2 separate regions of the Mus musculus genome follow, and region 2 is linked to region 1. The links are chromatin loops, found by intact Hi-C in ENCODE. Cell type or tissue: heart. All regions are shown on one strand.

Evidence for each region. Hi-C counts contacts between places; a loop is a spot of excess contacts. Peaks named below come from ENCODE experiments on the same cell type or tissue, not always from the same donor. Only the 100,000 strongest peaks of a DNase experiment are listed, where the experiment ranks them.
Region 2: a loop joins it to region 1, with 1.8 times the contacts of the local background. A loop is called at or near these places in 2 of 42 quality-filtered maps.

The regions. Positions count from the first base shown.
Region 1 is chr7:125,955,799-125,963,798 of GRCm38, reverse strand. It overlaps Gsg1l (GSG1-like), which reads left to right. Exons shown (of 7, transcript NM_001101488.1): 3 at 5,212-5,364. Gm51456 (a long non-coding RNA gene) reads right to left here. Exons shown (of 3, transcript XR_003946669.1): 2 at 5,200-5,464; 3 at 4,047-4,686. Among named protein-coding and RNA genes, the nearest start is that of Gm51456, 6.9 kb to the right of the region's middle. In heart, a CTCF peak has its summit at 3,973; no DNase peak of the experiment used is centred here; H3K27ac peaks cover 1,284 bases; H3K27me3 peaks cover 957 bases.
Region 2 is chr7:126,027,922-126,035,921 of GRCm38, reverse strand. All of the region lies in intron 1 of Gsg1l (GSG1-like), which reads left to right. Among named protein-coding and RNA genes, the nearest start is that of Gsg1l, 50 kb to the left of the region's middle. In heart, no CTCF peak of the experiment used is centred here; no DNase peak of the experiment used is centred here; H3K27ac peaks cover 315 bases.

The DNA of each region.
Region 1 (8,000 bases):
CTGAGTGGGACTCCTTTGAGCATACCCCAGGAGTGGCATAGTGGGTCACATAGTCAGTTATTTATTTATTTAGCAATGCCCTCCATGCTGATTTCCATGGTGACTATAGCAGTCTATAGAAAACAGTGTCCAGTCCCATTGTATCAGGTGAGGCCCAAGATTCTGCATGCCCATCACCAGTAACAGTGCTTCTATATGCTACTGGGACCACTGACTTGGATCTAGCTCTGATGGAAGACCAGGATTGACCACCACAAAAAGATGAACCAGGGAGGGTCCTTGATGGGTGGGGGATTCTCCAAACAGCACAGGAATCATTCTGGTGAGAGGGTCCCTGGGGGAAACATTGTTCAAATGGCATAGAGAAGTTACTTTTATGGAATTGAGGGCTCCAGTATCCCCAAAGGCTGACAGTAGTGGGAGGCTGGTACTACCTCAGCCAGGAGTGGAGGACACTTAGAGCCAAGAAGGCAGAACACAGCAAAAGCAGTCCTGGGCAGGATGACACAGGCAGAAAGACATGGGTGTCTCACTAGTCCTGAGGGCTGAGCCATGGGTCCAGGATGCTCAGGGTCTTGGCACAGAGCATCCCCTGGCAGAGGCATGGGAGGATGTCTGGGTGGGCACAGAGGGAGGGGGTAGGGTGAAGATAAATCTACAGAGAATCACCAGCATAGCAAGTAACTGCACAGAAGATGCTGAGCCTGAGTCTCAGCCTCCCTGTGACAGTTGATAGTAAGTAGGGGCTTTGGATGTGACTCAGCGGGCAGAGAACTCACCTAGCCTGAATCCAGGGATATAGTTTCCAGTACCACATCAAATTAGGCATGGTGGTATATCATATGGGTGGTGGAGGCAGGAGGATCAGGAGTTCAAGTCTATCCTGGGCTACATAGCACGTTGGAGGCCAGCCTAGGCTGCACAAGAAGCTGACTTCCTCATCCTCCTCACAGAACTGAGAAGTGATAGGAAGGTTTTAAGAACACATTATTAATGGAGGTAATAATAACTTTTAGAATATGAGGCTAAAACTGCTTCGTCCTTTGGTTCAACTCAATGTTTCAGTCTTTGAGAGGAAATAGACCTGTGTCACCAACATCTCAGCCGTAGATTCGGGGGACTCTTTATTGTCACTGTCTTGACTCACTAGCTCCCAGTAATGACACAGACAATTAGTATCTATTATAGCTTTAGCTTAGGCTATTTCCCAACAAGCTCGTACCACTTAATTAACCCTGTCTATACTAGTTTGCCATGCGGCCTGTTACCTCTATGTCCCAGTATATGTCACAGACCATTTGATTTCCTTCATGTCAGGCTGGCAAATATTATTCCCCAGCCCCAACCCCCACACCTGATTCTTTCCCAGAGAGCCTATCTCTGCCTGGAAGTCCCATCTTTTCTCTCCTGTCCTGCTATAGGCCATCAGCTCTTTATTAAACCAATCAGAAGGTGATGGAGACAAATGTTTATAAGATACTCAGGCAGGTGACAATCCAGTAAAAACAACAGTACCAAGGTCAAGGTCCTTGTACTCTATCCGGTGCCAGTACAGAAATCAACATCTGAATAATACAAAGACAACCTTTACACAGTGCACAAAAAAGATTATCCCAACAACTCTTATGTGCCCCTTGAGAGTGATGTTGTTTCCTTGGTGGTCAGGGCATCACTAGAAAGTCAGAAGAAGGTGCCAGTGTGGAGCACACCTGGATCTAGGGCCCGAGGTTGGGTTGCTGAGGATGGAGTATCTAGCACCCGTTCCCCAGAACTAGGCTGGGCTGATTGGCTAGAGTAGCTCCTTATCTTCTCACTGGGCTCAGGAGCACTTGCATGAGGGCTCCACCCATCTAACCCCAGAGCCAAGAATCATAACAACAGGATGGGCATGGTGGCACATGTAATCCCAGCACCGTGGAAGGGGGATCCAGTGCTAGGCTAGCCGGGGCTATACAGTCTTATCTCAAAAACAGAAGAAAGATAATAATCATAGAAATTGTAATTGTCATGCCAAGAGTAGCAACAACAGCCATGATAAAAGTGGGCACGAGGTATTCATTACAGAGCCAACGATAAGGGAGCCTGGTGTCCCACAAATCTCTAGTGCCCATAGAAGGCTTTGTGGCACATGGAGCCCTTTCTGTTCACCCATCTGAACATGCATTTTCCTCTGTACCCTCCAGCCAGGGTGGCCAGTGAGGAGTGAAATGAGACCCTGGTAGAGGCAGCTCTGAGATACGGCTTCCCAACACATACCCATCTGTCCTTCCTGCTTCCCCACATCTCACCCATGTCTCTTGGAGGCATTTCCTCAAGAAGGACTGCAGTGACTACTGTTCTGGGGAATAGTCACTTCCTGGATCCTCCTCCCACATACCCATTCCACAGAAGAGATCACTGAGGTTCTGAGTGGGCCTCTGCTAGCCAGTGAAACAGCCTTGATTTGATCCCAGGCCCCTAGAGTCCCCAGAGTTTCTGGGCAAGGACAATCCCTTCAGAAGCCCGCTCTGCCATTCTTGGAGGCAGGAATGGGAAGCAGCTAGTCGCATGCATAGTCAAGCACAAAGAGAATGAATGAATGAATGAATGAATGGATGGATGGATGAATGTTTTCTGGAAGAGAATGGGTGTATGCTTGCTGGCCGCTCAGCTCTTTCTCTACTCACACAACCTAAACCCAAAGAACGCTGCCATCCACTTAGGCCACTGTCTCACATCAATTGATATAACTAAGATAAACCCCTCAGGCACACCCGAGGTCCAACCCATTCTGAGCACAGAGACTCTCTTCCCAGGTGGCTCTAGATTGTGTCACGTTGACAGCATTCACTAGCCTCACCTTCCCAGCTTTGAGCCAGCCATCTCTCTTGTAGCCAGCTCTCCCAGCACTGAGTGGTCTTGGGTCCATCTCCAACCTGCCAGGCTTGGCTCAAACATCCTCTAGCAAATCAACGTGGCGTAGATGCAAATGCATGTTGGATGGATCTCCATTCCCACTGTTTACTCTCCACACCCTTCCATGGACCTACAAGTTCACCCTCCCCGTCAACGCCATCTTTAATCTTGATCTCTGTCAGAAGCCCCTGGGCTCCTCCCACAAGTCAGCATGTTCCTTCCACACAAAAGCATCAGCAGGTCGGTGACCAGGTCCCTCGCTGGGCTAACTTGAGTCTTACACAGTACCAAGAAACTGTTTCTCTTCAGTGCTGGCACCATGGCTCTGAGTATGACCCCCACTTTGAAGATGAATAAACTGAGGCACAGAGGTTCATTCCTGAGTCCTGAGTGGGAGTGGCAAGGAACTTGGACTGGCCAGATAGGAATTGTGTGCTCAAGACATGGTGCCAGGATAGGGGTCTGCAAGGAAACCAGGTAGACCAGAGGAAAGCAGGTGCTGTGCAGGTGGCAAGCATAAAGGAAGAAGAGAGGGTGACATTGTAGACATGTGTGGGGCAAAAATGGGGTCCTGCGTCTGCTCGGGGCTAGGGCCACTGGGTGAGGTGGACGCTGGGTGGGGTTTGACTGTACGAAACCCCATAGAACCACCGAGCAGGCGTTGGACTGTGAGAAGCCATGGGATCCCTCTCCGGGGTTGAGGAAAGAGAACACTCTGAGGTCCTCGCGGAACTGCTGGAGTCGGGGCTCCTGACTCTCAGGCACCACAGAGGAGCCAGTTCTGGGATCCCTGGGCTGCACAGAGGCCAGGGACGACAGGTTCTCGCTCTTGGACATTCCAGACGCCACTGTATGTCGCAGAAGAGCTGGGAACAGGTGGGGACCCTCAGGCGGACTCTGATCCGGGGGCGGGGGGCTGGGAGGCGGGGGGGGGGGGAAGAGTAGGAGGAGAGCTGTGGCAGGTTTCAGCAGGGAGGAGAGAGTCTGGCTAGTTCAGGTGGCTAGTTTGGCTGGCAGCTTGGTTTGGCTGCTGGCGGCAGTGGCTGATAACGCAGAGCGCCTCCTGGAGGGAGGTTAGATGCGCAGTTCTTCAGGGGAAGACCTGCTCCATTGCTGCAGCACGGAGGATCGCGATGAGACGAGGCAGTCCATGGTTTTAAGACGTTTATTGTAGAAAGGGAGAGAGTAGAGAAGCAGAGGCTAGCCAGGGCCATGTGGATTGGGGGGGGGGGGGAGGCAGAGAGAAGGGGAGCAAGGGAGCAAGAGTCAGAGCAAGAGAATAAGAGGTAAGATAGCAAGAGAACGAGGAGGGGCAAACAGCTCCTTTTATAGTTGCTTGGGCCATCCTGGCTGTTGCCAGGTAACTGTGGGGGTGGAGTCCAGACTAGATATTAGGAGCTTGGAGCATTGCCTACATGACCGATGGCTACACACTTCTGGGGGGAGGGAGAGTTGTGGGAGGCTGTAGCTGCAACAGGAGCCAGGGGCCCAGGAGGCATGGCCGAACACCTTCCGTCCTTTAGGGTCACCAGGTTTCCAGGCCTGTGCTCAAATGGGGACCAGGCTATCTGTGCACAGCTCACTGCTCCACAGACAGGAAAGCTAGCAATGTTAGCAGCCCAAGGTGGGCTGATATGGGGAAGAAACTGTGGCAACCCAGAAGACACACCAAACCACTAGAAGGGCTGGAGGGGCAGCGTCCTTCGGGAAGGGCCGGAACTGGTGATTTTTCTCACTGGAACCCTGTGACCTCCCGTCCTGGACTATCTCAGTGACATCATGCTCAGAGTCCTAGAGGAAGGCAGTAACAGGTCAGTGCTAGGTCAGTGACCAATCATCTGTGTCCAGGAGAGCAAGCTCACAGCCAAGCATGGCAGCACCTGGGAGAACCCAAGTCAAAGTCATGGACCCAGCAGTAGTGCTTTCCAGAAACAAGCAGGGCAGGGTACAGGGGAGAATGTAGGGCCAGCAAAGGTGTAGGCAAGGCTTGTGGTCAGGTAACGGGGTTTAGGGACCTTTGTGGCTCAGGTAACAGAGGGTCTCTCTACAATGGACTTAGCAATAGAAAACTTGCCCATGTAGAGTCTAGAGCAGGGTGCCCCTCAGGGCTGGGATGAAGGGACCCCATAAAGACTCCTCATTTGGATCCACTTTATACCCGCAGTGCCAACCTCATCCCACGCTGGTCCTTCAGGGCGCCATAGCATGGGAGCACATAGAGCTGCATTTGGGTTTGCAGTGACCTGCTGTTCTCAGTGGGTGGTGCTGGCCTGGTGAGGTGGACAGCCTCTCACCTGCTCTTACCTGTCTCTCCAGGGGTGCTGTGGCTGTCGGTGGTCTCTGAGGTGCTCTACATCCTTCTGCTGGTGGTCGGCTTCAGTCTCATGTGTCTTGAGCTCGTCCACTCCAGCAGCGTCATAGACGGGCTGAAGCTCAATGCCTTTGCTGCGGTCTTCACGGTGCTCTCAGGTAAGGAGCGTGGGAAGTAGCATGGTGGGGGGACACAACTGCTTATCTCCTTTTGCTCAGCACCAGGGGATGCTGTGTCCCCCAGGGCCTGGGCACAGCCCTGTGAGGATGGGAGAGCACAGGCTATTGCATCTCCTCTGAGCCCTGACCTACTGTTTATAAATATCCACAGTATGGGTGCCACAAAGGACAAGCATACACAGCAAGGGCCAGCCTTGTGATGCTTAGCATGATGTGGGGTGCAGTGGGTTGTGTGTTTGACTTGGGCATGAGACAAGGGGGTGATAGGAAGGGGTGCATGGACAGGGCTACAGAGGAGAGGACCCCTTCTGGCTGACATTGATGTTTAGTGGTAGAGCACATTCATAGCATGCCTGAAGACCTAAGTTCCATCCCTAGCAATGAGGGCTAGGAAAGGAAGACAGGTACAAGGAGGGAGGGAGAGAAGGAAAGGAGGAAGGAAGAAAGGAAAAGACTTCTCTCTCTTGAGCTTCCTCCTATGGGGGTGCTAAGGAAGAAACCCACCTCCCATAGGATTCAGAGAAATTGAAAAAGAACACACCAAAAACGGATACTGGCCCCAAGGGCCAGGTGTCTAGAATGACATCTCCAGACCCATGTCCCAGAGGGCTGAGCAGGGAGTGCCCTGGAAGAATATCAAGGTATTGTCACTGTCCCCAAAGCTGGCTGGGGACACACATCCCTTAAAAAGCCACATGCAAATTGAATTTCTATAAACCCTACAATCCCATTCTTCATGCGCTGGAAGAGCTGCCGTGGAATGAAACGGGAGCAAGGAGCTCCTGACAAGGGGCATAATCACCTCTAATTGAGGTATATATAGAAACCAGAGGGATTTCTTAAAGAACAGAGAGCTGAATTCAACGAGTTACAGCCTGCTCCCCAGATGCACTGCGAGGACCTGGGTAATTCAATTTCGCAATAGCAGTGCAGCATCGGGCTTCATCCAGTTCCCTGCTGCTCTACACTGAGACCCCTCCTGCCCTTTGCCTCCATCTTTTATCCATTTACTCAGTCAACATCCACTGAAGGTCTTCTGGGCTCCAGCTACTGGCTTGAGTTTAGGGAAAAGTGAAGGAAAAGAACTCCCTCTTGTGAAGTTTGCCATAGAAGGATTCGAGGTTACCATGATGCGGCCTGGGTATTTCTCTGTCCCAGGCAGGAGGGGCATCCTCACCTTCCCAGGGACTGTGTGGCTGAACTGAGGCGTGGAAGAGCTGTATGCAGTAGGACTTGGGAAGCAGGCTGTGTTCCCTTGGCACATAACTCAGGGAGGGACTGACACAGGCAAAGGGGTTGGGAGGAGTGTAATCCTGGGACTTCAGGTATTCAGATGGCAAGAAGACAGAGATGGATGTGTGTGTGGGGGGGCGTGTTAAGAGATGAGGCAGGAGAGATGAGGACCTTGCTGATGTCTAAAGCCCCCCAAGTTCATCCTGCAGGCAACATGGAGGCAATGAGCAGTTCAGAGCAAAGGGATGAGGGAACTACAGGAGCCACTCTGCACTTGGGGGTGGGTCTGGGTTCAGGGTGGAGCCCTGATGCAACCAAGTGGAACTAGGGAGCTGGGTACATTTCAGCTAGGCGGACATTCCAGCTATTGTGGAAACGGAGATAGGAAGCTCACAAGTACCAAGACTAGATTCAAGACCAGTTTGGGTAACTTAGACTCGGTTTTAAAATAAAAGATTAAAAGGAGAGCTGGGGATATGGCTCCACAGTAATGCTTGCCTAGCACAGTACCATCTCTAGTACTTGGGTGCGGCGGGAGGTGGGGGTGAGGATGGGGGTGGGGGTGGGTTCAGGAACAGAGGCACAGAGAGACAGGGAGCCTGGGAATAGAGGTAGGGAGGCTGCTGCAGTAATCAAGGTGAGGAATAGTGGGTACAAGAGATTAAAATGGGGACCCCCTCCATGCAGAAGGTGAAACCCCTAGCAACTTGAGATGGAAAAGGAGCAGCCATTAGGAAATGGCAGAGAGGTGAGGCCAGGCATGAGTCTGAAGAGTTCAGAGTCTGTGAACCGGTTTGGAAAACAATTTATCCCTTATTTCTACAGCCTGTAAATTGTCACTTGTCATTTCCTTTCACTGTGATGATGGGGCAGGCGCCAGGATGCTGTGACCTGCAGCGCCTATCCTTTCTTTCCGCATCCCTCGGCAGCTGCTTGCAGGTGTTCTGATGCGCAGCCTTGGGAGCGGGGCGTTTATCAGGCATCCACCGAATCTTGTTTAACATGCTCACAAAACAGCGTGCATGTTCCCACATGAGGAATCTGCGTGCTTTGCCAAGTTATTTCCTGCAATTGGTTCCCTCTGTCACCATATGCATTTATTTTATGCAGCTGAAAATATTGTTCTGAGAAGGGGGGTGGTCCATGGCTCCAAATGGCCAAGGAGTTTCTGACCCAGTTGTATAGATCCTTTCCTAGCTGGCCTTTGCCTTTAGATAGGCTGAGCAGTGGGACGACTAAGAAAGGGTGATCAGGAATGGGGCAGTGAGCTGGATGTAAAGTGAATAAGTAAATTAATAATAAATAAAATTTAAAAAGGATGACAGGAGGAATCAAAAAGAAGGAGTCAGTGATGTAGGGGGTTGGGTGTACCTACGGTGCTT
Region 2 (8,000 bases), 72 kb before region 1:
TTCTCTGTGTAGCCCTGGCTGTCCTGGAACTCACTTTGTAGACCAGGCTAGCCTTGAACTCAGAAATCTGCTTGCCTCTGCCTCCCAAGTGCTGGGATTAAAGGCGTGCACCACCACACCTGGCTTTATATAATGAATTTAAAGGGGAGGTTTTTTATTGCAATTAGAAGTAGAGAGCCAGTAGGACTTGCCAAAAATAGAAAAGGTGTGAGCATGTGTGTGTGTGCCTGTGTGTATGTATATATGTGTGTGTGTGTGTGTGTGTGTGTGTGTGTGTACACTAACCGAGTGTGAGCATAAATTGAAGCAATGCATGAGATGCGAGCTGGCAAGCTCAGTCTTATTTTGTTTTTCATCCCTGCCACATGAGACTCCACCCCCACTCCCTGGCACCTGTGCCCCTTCTCTCAGCAAGCATTAGAGGAGCAGTAGAAAGCCAACTTTTCCCTGGAAGTAACCTGGGGTGTTGGAAAGGGAGCCTGGAAGGGGAGTGGGGAGACTGTCTTGGTTAGGATTTTAATTGCTGCAGTGTAACACCGTGACCAGAAAGTAAGTTGGGGAGGAAAGGGTTTCTTTGGCTCACACTTCCAAAGCACTGTTCATCGTCAAAGGAAGTCAGGACAGGAACTCAAACACGGTAGGAACTTGGAGGCAGCAGCTACAGAGGGGCGCTACTTACTGGCTTGCTTCCCATGGCTTGCTCAGCTTGCTTTCTGCTAGAACCAGGACCACCAGGCCAGGGATGCTGCCACCCACAATGGGCTTGGCCCTCCTGCTTCAATCACTAATTAAGAAAATGCCTTATAGGTCTGCCTATAGCCTGATCTTATGAAGACATTTTCTCAATTGAGACTCCTTCTTTTCCAGTTACTCTACCTTGTTTTGAGTTGACATGAAACTAGCCATCACAGGCCCCATGAAGCAGTTTACACTGACCCTCACACTGTGAGCTCCCTACCAGCTGCTGGACTGCGGCCTCCCCACAAGGTGCCTCAGGCATCACTTTACCCTTTCACTGCCGAGTCCCACACCCTGCAGAGCGGCATGGCTTCCAAGCTGGGCCATTCCTCGGTTGTGCCAAGCAGGCTTCTGCCCTTGTATCCAATCCTTCCAACACATTCCTTGATGAAAAATGGGGATTCTGCATCCTTTCTTCCTATCCCTGAGTTTCGAGGTGAGTCTCCTGACTTCCTGGCACTTCAGATTTTTCATCCATGAAATGAGAGTGCTGCCCCTCCTCAGATGGTTGTGAGGGGTTCCCCCCCCCCCCCATTAAAGCACATGGGCATGACAACAGTGTGGAAAGGACTGTGGCTCTTTCCTGCCACCAGGGTTGGCTTCTTTGCTCTCCCTAAGATTCTTTTGAATGAGGGAGCAGAGGCCTTGAACTCCAGGTTTAGCAGAACATCTGGCTCACAGAAAGATCACAGGCCACTCAAGGCCCTCCCTGGCTCACACTTTCTGCATTTGGCCTCTGAAGTTCCTAAGCCTTCTCTCATCCCCAGCAGAGTATTTCCACCAGGGATGCAGTCCCATGAGTAGGCCGTGGACTTCCTGGATACCCTGGAACTGCCCTATCCTTTTCAGTTTCTCTTGTAAACATTTGGGGAAGAAGGTAGGTCAGGTCTTGCAGGAACCCCAAATACAGCAGGAAACAGCTCCTGGAAGGAGACCTTGGGAGTAGGGACAAAGGGTTATTTGCTGTCAATTGAGCACATACCAGGTCTACAGAGAACATCATCTCATTGGACAGCAGCCTGTCTCTGTCTAGGGTGATGCTGACTGCCTTAGGGAGAACACAGGTCTCCCTGTCCACAGGTGACTTTTGCTTTTTCCCTCAAGTGACAAAGGGTTATGGAGGAGGACAGTTCCCTTCCACCTGGTGGCGACTTGGGAACTGGATCTGGGCAACTCTCACAATGATTCTCTGCCATGGCCTGGGGGAAGGAGAAGGTAGGCCTCTCTCTGCAGAAGAGCCCCGTTGGGAGGGGCCATGCACCGCTCACGAGATCTCATCCAGACACAGGGTGTGCAGGCCTGGCTGCCATTTTGGGTGTGGTAGCATTGTCAGGTGGATAGGTAGCATGTCCCTCCATACTTGCATGTGCACTGTGTGACAGCTGTGTGGAAACACAAAGTTTTTGGTTCAGCCAACAAATTGCATTTGCTAACACGGAGATGTCTGGTTTGGTCTGGTCAGGTTGATTTGGTTTTGATTGGTTCGGTTAAGAGACGATATCATGATGTAGTACAGAGCCCTGAACTTACTATGAAACCCGAGCTAGACTTGAACTCTGATCATTTTTTGTGTTCATCTTGTGAGTGCAATGAGGTCATACATATGCAACCATCCCTGTGAGGCGGAGAGCACAGAATTTCTTTATCCCTGCGTCTCTCAGGCTGTGGTCATTTTCATAGCACCTTCCTACATAACTGTGGAACCTAAAAGACAGAGAGCCTGCCCTTGGTGATAGGGTTTGTAAAAGTGGGGACCAGAATACAGGACCAGGAGCGGCAACACCTGTTTTGTGTTTTTGAAACAGAGTCTTGCTATATAGCTCAGGCTGGCCTTGAACATGTGATCCTTTGGTCTTGGGATGGAAGGTATGCACCACCACGCCCAGCTAGAATGTCAACCATGAATAAGAATTTAGGTTCTGTGAGTCTGGAATCTTGTAGAATTAATCTGTCTCCTTGGTTTACCCACAGTTCCTCAAATGCCAGGGCAAAGGTGTCTGGAGGCCACGGTGGTGCCAGTCAGGGTGCTGGCAGGGGCTCTGTCTCCAGTCTGCCCTCCACTTGTAGAGACCATTATCTCCAGAAAAATGTCCCAACTCTGGACTCCTGCCAGGAATCAAGGCCTGACACCATCTGTAAGAGATAAATAAATCGAAATATCATCAGCGAATAAGTGTGTGCCATCTGCTGCCCTGTCAGTTCAACTGGCTGAGGCCTCCAGAGAACTCCAAGAAGTGCTTGCCAAGGCTCTGCTGCCAGCCTGGTGTGTGAGGAGAAGCTCCCTGCAGGGCCTGCTGGTCTGCTCTGGACCCAGCCCCCAGCTCTGTTCCTTCCAATTGGCCAGTGTGCGGCTTTCACCCCTGCCCATTGTCTCCTATTGGTGCATTTACCGGGGACCAGACTCTGATATTTTCTATTCTCCCTGCAAACTGAAATTACCTGCTATAGGAAAAGGTACCTGCATGCATGTCCAAGGCTCTGGCTCTTTGTGGGGCCCAACTCAGGACCAGAGTCCAACTCGGGGCCAGCCTGCAGCTGGCTCTCTTCTGGGAAACTACAGGTTCTTCTGGCTATTTGTGGAGTCCTGTTTGGAGACTTCCCACAGGACAAATGGGTTTCTCTAGATCCTGCCAACTCTGCTAAGAGACAGTGCAGGGTAGTAGCCAGAACAAAGGCTCTGTGCCACACTGCCTGTGGCTGTGTGATGTTAGACCCAAGCTTCTCATGCCTCAGTTTCTTCTTTAGGGCTGTTGTGCCGATGAGCTGCATGTGTAAAGAAACTGGAAAAGAGCTTGATACAAAGAGTGTGCACACCGTGTGGTGCAGAACAGGGGATGGGGTGCGCTTATGTTCTTATAGCACTCATGAGATGGCCTGGGTTACACAGTGAGTTGAAGCCTCTGTATTACATAGTGATACTCTTCTTAACCAAACTAGACTAAACCAGACCAGACCAGGCCAGGCCAGGCTAGACCAGACCAGACCAGACCAGGCATTACATAGTGATACACTTCTTAACCAGACCAGACCAGACCAGACCAGATCAGACCAGATCAGACCAGACCAGACCAGACCAGACCAGACCAGACCAGACCAGACCAGACCAGACCAGACCATGCTAGCAAATCTCTCCATGCTAGCAAATGCAAAGTTTGTTAGCCGGCTTTGTGAGGCAAAGGTTACACTGCCCTCCACCTCCTGCCTATTTCAGTCTCTTCCCACCCTTATTGCAGAAATCTCAGCTTCACCATCTGCTGGGGTGTCGAACGGAATCACAATCCCCAGGCTCAGCCACGGCTGGGGGCTCCCCACATTCCCCTCTCTCACCGATCAAGCTCTAGACCTGAGCTTCTGTGTTTTCATGCCAAGGGCAACTTGGCCAATCCGCAGCATCCTTGTATCTCTGCCAGCACTAGGCATCTGTCTCTGGCCTCTTTCCTTGTTTCTGCTTGTGGCTCTGCCAGATTCCCACCCTGCTCCTGCTGAGCACGCAGAATCACAGCTTCCTGCTCTGGCTTTCAGGGATGCTCAGGGCTCTCCTTGTAGGAGTAACGCTTTTTTACCTGAAACCCGGGGAAAGAGGAAACGATAGCTCTGATGTGTGGCGCCAAACCCATGGCAGGTGCTTTGCACTCTACTATTTCAATCCTTCCACAAACCTAAAGAAGGAGTATATTGATTCCTATTTAACCCATGGATTCACTTTCTGTGGTTTTGTCAATCAGTGGCCAGATATAATAAAAGCAATAAACAGGGAATCCCAGAAATAAGTAATTCATAAGTTTTAAGTTGTGAGGCATTCTGGGTACCAAGATGGGGTCCAGTGCCCTCTGTCCCACCTCAGATGCGAATCATCGGTTTGTCTGGCATATCTGTGGTGTCTAATATCCCCTCCCATTGGTCATCCTTTACAGAGAGACCATCACAGCATACCACTCAGGAGAGAAAGAGAAAGACCAGACTCAGAAAACTGTTACTACATTCTCACCGTGCCTTAGAGAGCACACAGTATCTACAGGACCTGGGACTCTGTAGTTTTTAGGCATCCACTGGAGATCTTGATATGTATAGCCCGTGCTTAGGAGGAGGCCATCGTATTTAGATAATTTCCCCTTGGCAGTCAAGGAAAAGGATCAGAGAGGTGGACCAACATACCAAAGTTGCACAGATAGGCAGAAGTAGACAATAAACATGAATCCAGACCTCACTTTCCTTAGAGTACTTCCTTTCAAGCAGAGAGTAATGGAAAGGAGGGTGGAGCCAATGCCTTTGCAGGTCTTCCTGATTTAAACCTAGCTAAGAGGCAGGTTTATACCCATTCCCTCATATAGACCTTATGTCAGAATAGAAGGCTTGACTGTTCACCCTTCACTGGAGAAGAAACTCTCCAACCGAATGACCTGAAAAGCGTTATTTGTCTGGTGTCTCTGGCTTAACGGGTGGCTGAGATGGGATTTGAACTCACAACCACACAAGCCTCCTTTTAGGGAGCTTGATCTGCCCAGCCTCCCGTTGACCCTGTTCACCCTGCCTTCTCTCATAGTCCACAGTGCCTCTTTCTCAGTGAGACCTAGACTGAAGGAGGAGCCTATTGGGTGACCTGGAACCTGGCCTGGATGTGAAGTCAAAAGTCAAAATAAGCCAGCTTTTCCCTCAGCTGGTGATTTCTGGGACCCTCCTCTGGCTCCCTGGGATCTGAGTAAGGATGGGTCTACTGAAAGCTGAAGCCACTTCATGAAAAGCAACTTCTGAGTCCAGTCCTCCAGCCATGCCTCTGAGGACAGCAGACCAGGGGGTCCTAGCAGGGAGGGAGGTCTGGGTGCAGAAAGCCAGCAGCCTTGGGGGAGTAGAACCTTGGGGTCCAGGAAGCCATGGGCTTCCTTTTGTCTTATTGAGAGTCTTTATAAGATGACTTTTGACTCAGTGTTGAGAGTTTGTTTCAAAACAACCATGCAGCAATGGGTTGGGAGTGAGTGAAGGCTAGCTGAGCTTTGCCCTGGCCAATGGTGTTCTCACTGGATTCCCAGGAGCCTCCCTTCCTGTCTGGACCGGCTCCCTGGGTGTGAGTAGGGAGCAGATATAAAATAATTATAAGGCATGGACCTTCAGAGTGGGAGGTGAGGCTCTGTGATGGGGCAGACGGTTGGTGAGCAAGGAAGAGTCCTGTGACAGAGGTGGAGGGCACTTGAGCTGGATCTTGAAGACTGGAGAAGATCCTGCTGTATAGACTAGAGAGGGTAAAGGTTTGAGTAGACAGGACCAAGCATAGAGTGTTAAGCATTGGGTTTCTATTGCTGTGATATAACGCCGTGACCAGAGCTTCTTGGGGAGGCAAGGCTTTATATCAGCTTTTCCCACATCCCAGCCCATCACTGGGAAGTCAGTGCAGGAACTCAAGCAGGGCAGCATTCTGGAGGTGGGGGCTGACACAGAGACCACAGGGGAATATGGGGTATTGGCTTACTCCTCATGGCTGGCTCAGCCTGCTTTCTTATACATCTGGGACTACTAGCCCCGGAGTGGCACTGCCTACATTGAGTGTGGCCCTACAGCATCAATAATAAATCAAGAAGCACAGCAGGCTTGCCTTAAGAGCCAATCTGGTGGGGGCATTTCCTTAATTGAGCTTCCTTCTTCTCCAATGACTCTTACTTGGCTGACACAAAACTATCCCGAACAAAGGGTCAAATGGTAGGTGACAACCTATAGAGTAAAAGTTGGTACTCAAAGACATAGTGTCTGTTGGGTTGGTACCAAGTGCATACTTGTGATCCCTGCACTCACGGAACCAAGAAGATCATGAGGTTAGCCTGGCAATATACAATGAGCTGTCTCAAAAAGCTAGAACTAAAATCCACATATATAGAAGATACAGTGTCTAAGGTGATCTCAGAGTGTTCAGACCTCTGCTTGGTGACAAAGTATGCTGCCCTCAGCGCCACCACTGGCCCTGTAGTGTCAACATACTTTCTTGTGTTCTCTTCCCTCTTAAGTCCACCAGACGCGTCCCATTCCCATCTCCCCTTCCACGTGCTTGCTGGTATGCTGGCTGCCCGTCCTTCAGAGCATTTCTCTGTAGACTTCTTGAAAAGGCTGGGAAGGGGGTCTTTGTTTCTTGCAGTCATGTCCTCACCCGCCTTGAATGTTCCAGGCAGTGAGGATACAGCAGTGAACTAGATTCTTGTGTCCATGAAGCTTTGTTGGTTGCTGAATCCAGCTGACGTCCAGGCGGATGCTGTCTTGTTTAGAAGAGCCAGGGTACCTTTCTCTGATGAGAGGGCTCTAGGGTGGCTGATGCCCCAAGATGCTTTGCTGTCAGAACAGAGGTTGTGTGAGGCCTGGGTTTTGCCTTCCTGGCTCATTGCTCTGTAACCAGAACCAAGAACCATACCAGGCACATAGTAGGCCTTCAGTAAAGTTTGGGGGAATATAGCTGCATTGGGTATGAAGCACTGATGTTGCTCACCTCGGGGGCAGTTGCTTGTATTTATCATTGTGTGTTCTACAGGAGGGGGCATTGCTATGATATGTTCATATGCATGTTGCATGCTTTGGCCACTTTCAACTCCCCTCCTCCTTCCCACATTCTATTTTCATGTTTTAAAATTTATTATTATTATTCATCATTAACGTGTGTGTGTGTGTGTGTGTGTGTGTGTGCGCGATGTGTATGGGTATTAGTGCATGTGTAGAGTCTACACAGTGCATGTGTGGAGGTCAGGGACAGCCCTATGGAGTCAGTTCTCTCTTTCTACCATCTATGGGTCCTGAGAATTCAACTCTGGCCTGCAGGCTTATTTATGCTCAAGCTCCTTTACCCACAGAGCTGTCTCTTCTGTTCTCTTTCTTCCTGTCAACTCTAGACTTTGCATGAAAGGAAACACACAATTTTTGTCTTTGTGGTACTGATTTTTATTTAACATGAAGATTTCCAGCTTTATCAATTTTCCTGAATATTTTCATTCTTTATGGCAGAGCAGAACTCCATCACATGCCCCTCCACCCACCTCCCTTCCCAGTTCAACTCTTCCTGGGTGCCATGTCTGGTCCTAGAACTCTACACTTGTGAATACTCCTGTGATAAGTGTAGGTAGGCAGGGAAGGAAAAGTATTTTTTAGGACTCAGAATTAAGCACTTCTAGGTAGCTTAGTATATTGACTTTGATTTTGATTCTTGAGAGAAAGCAGGGGGCAGGGGAGAGACAGGGAGGGAGAAGAAGGAGAGAGAGAGAGACAGAAAGAGAGAGATAGGGAGAGAGAGA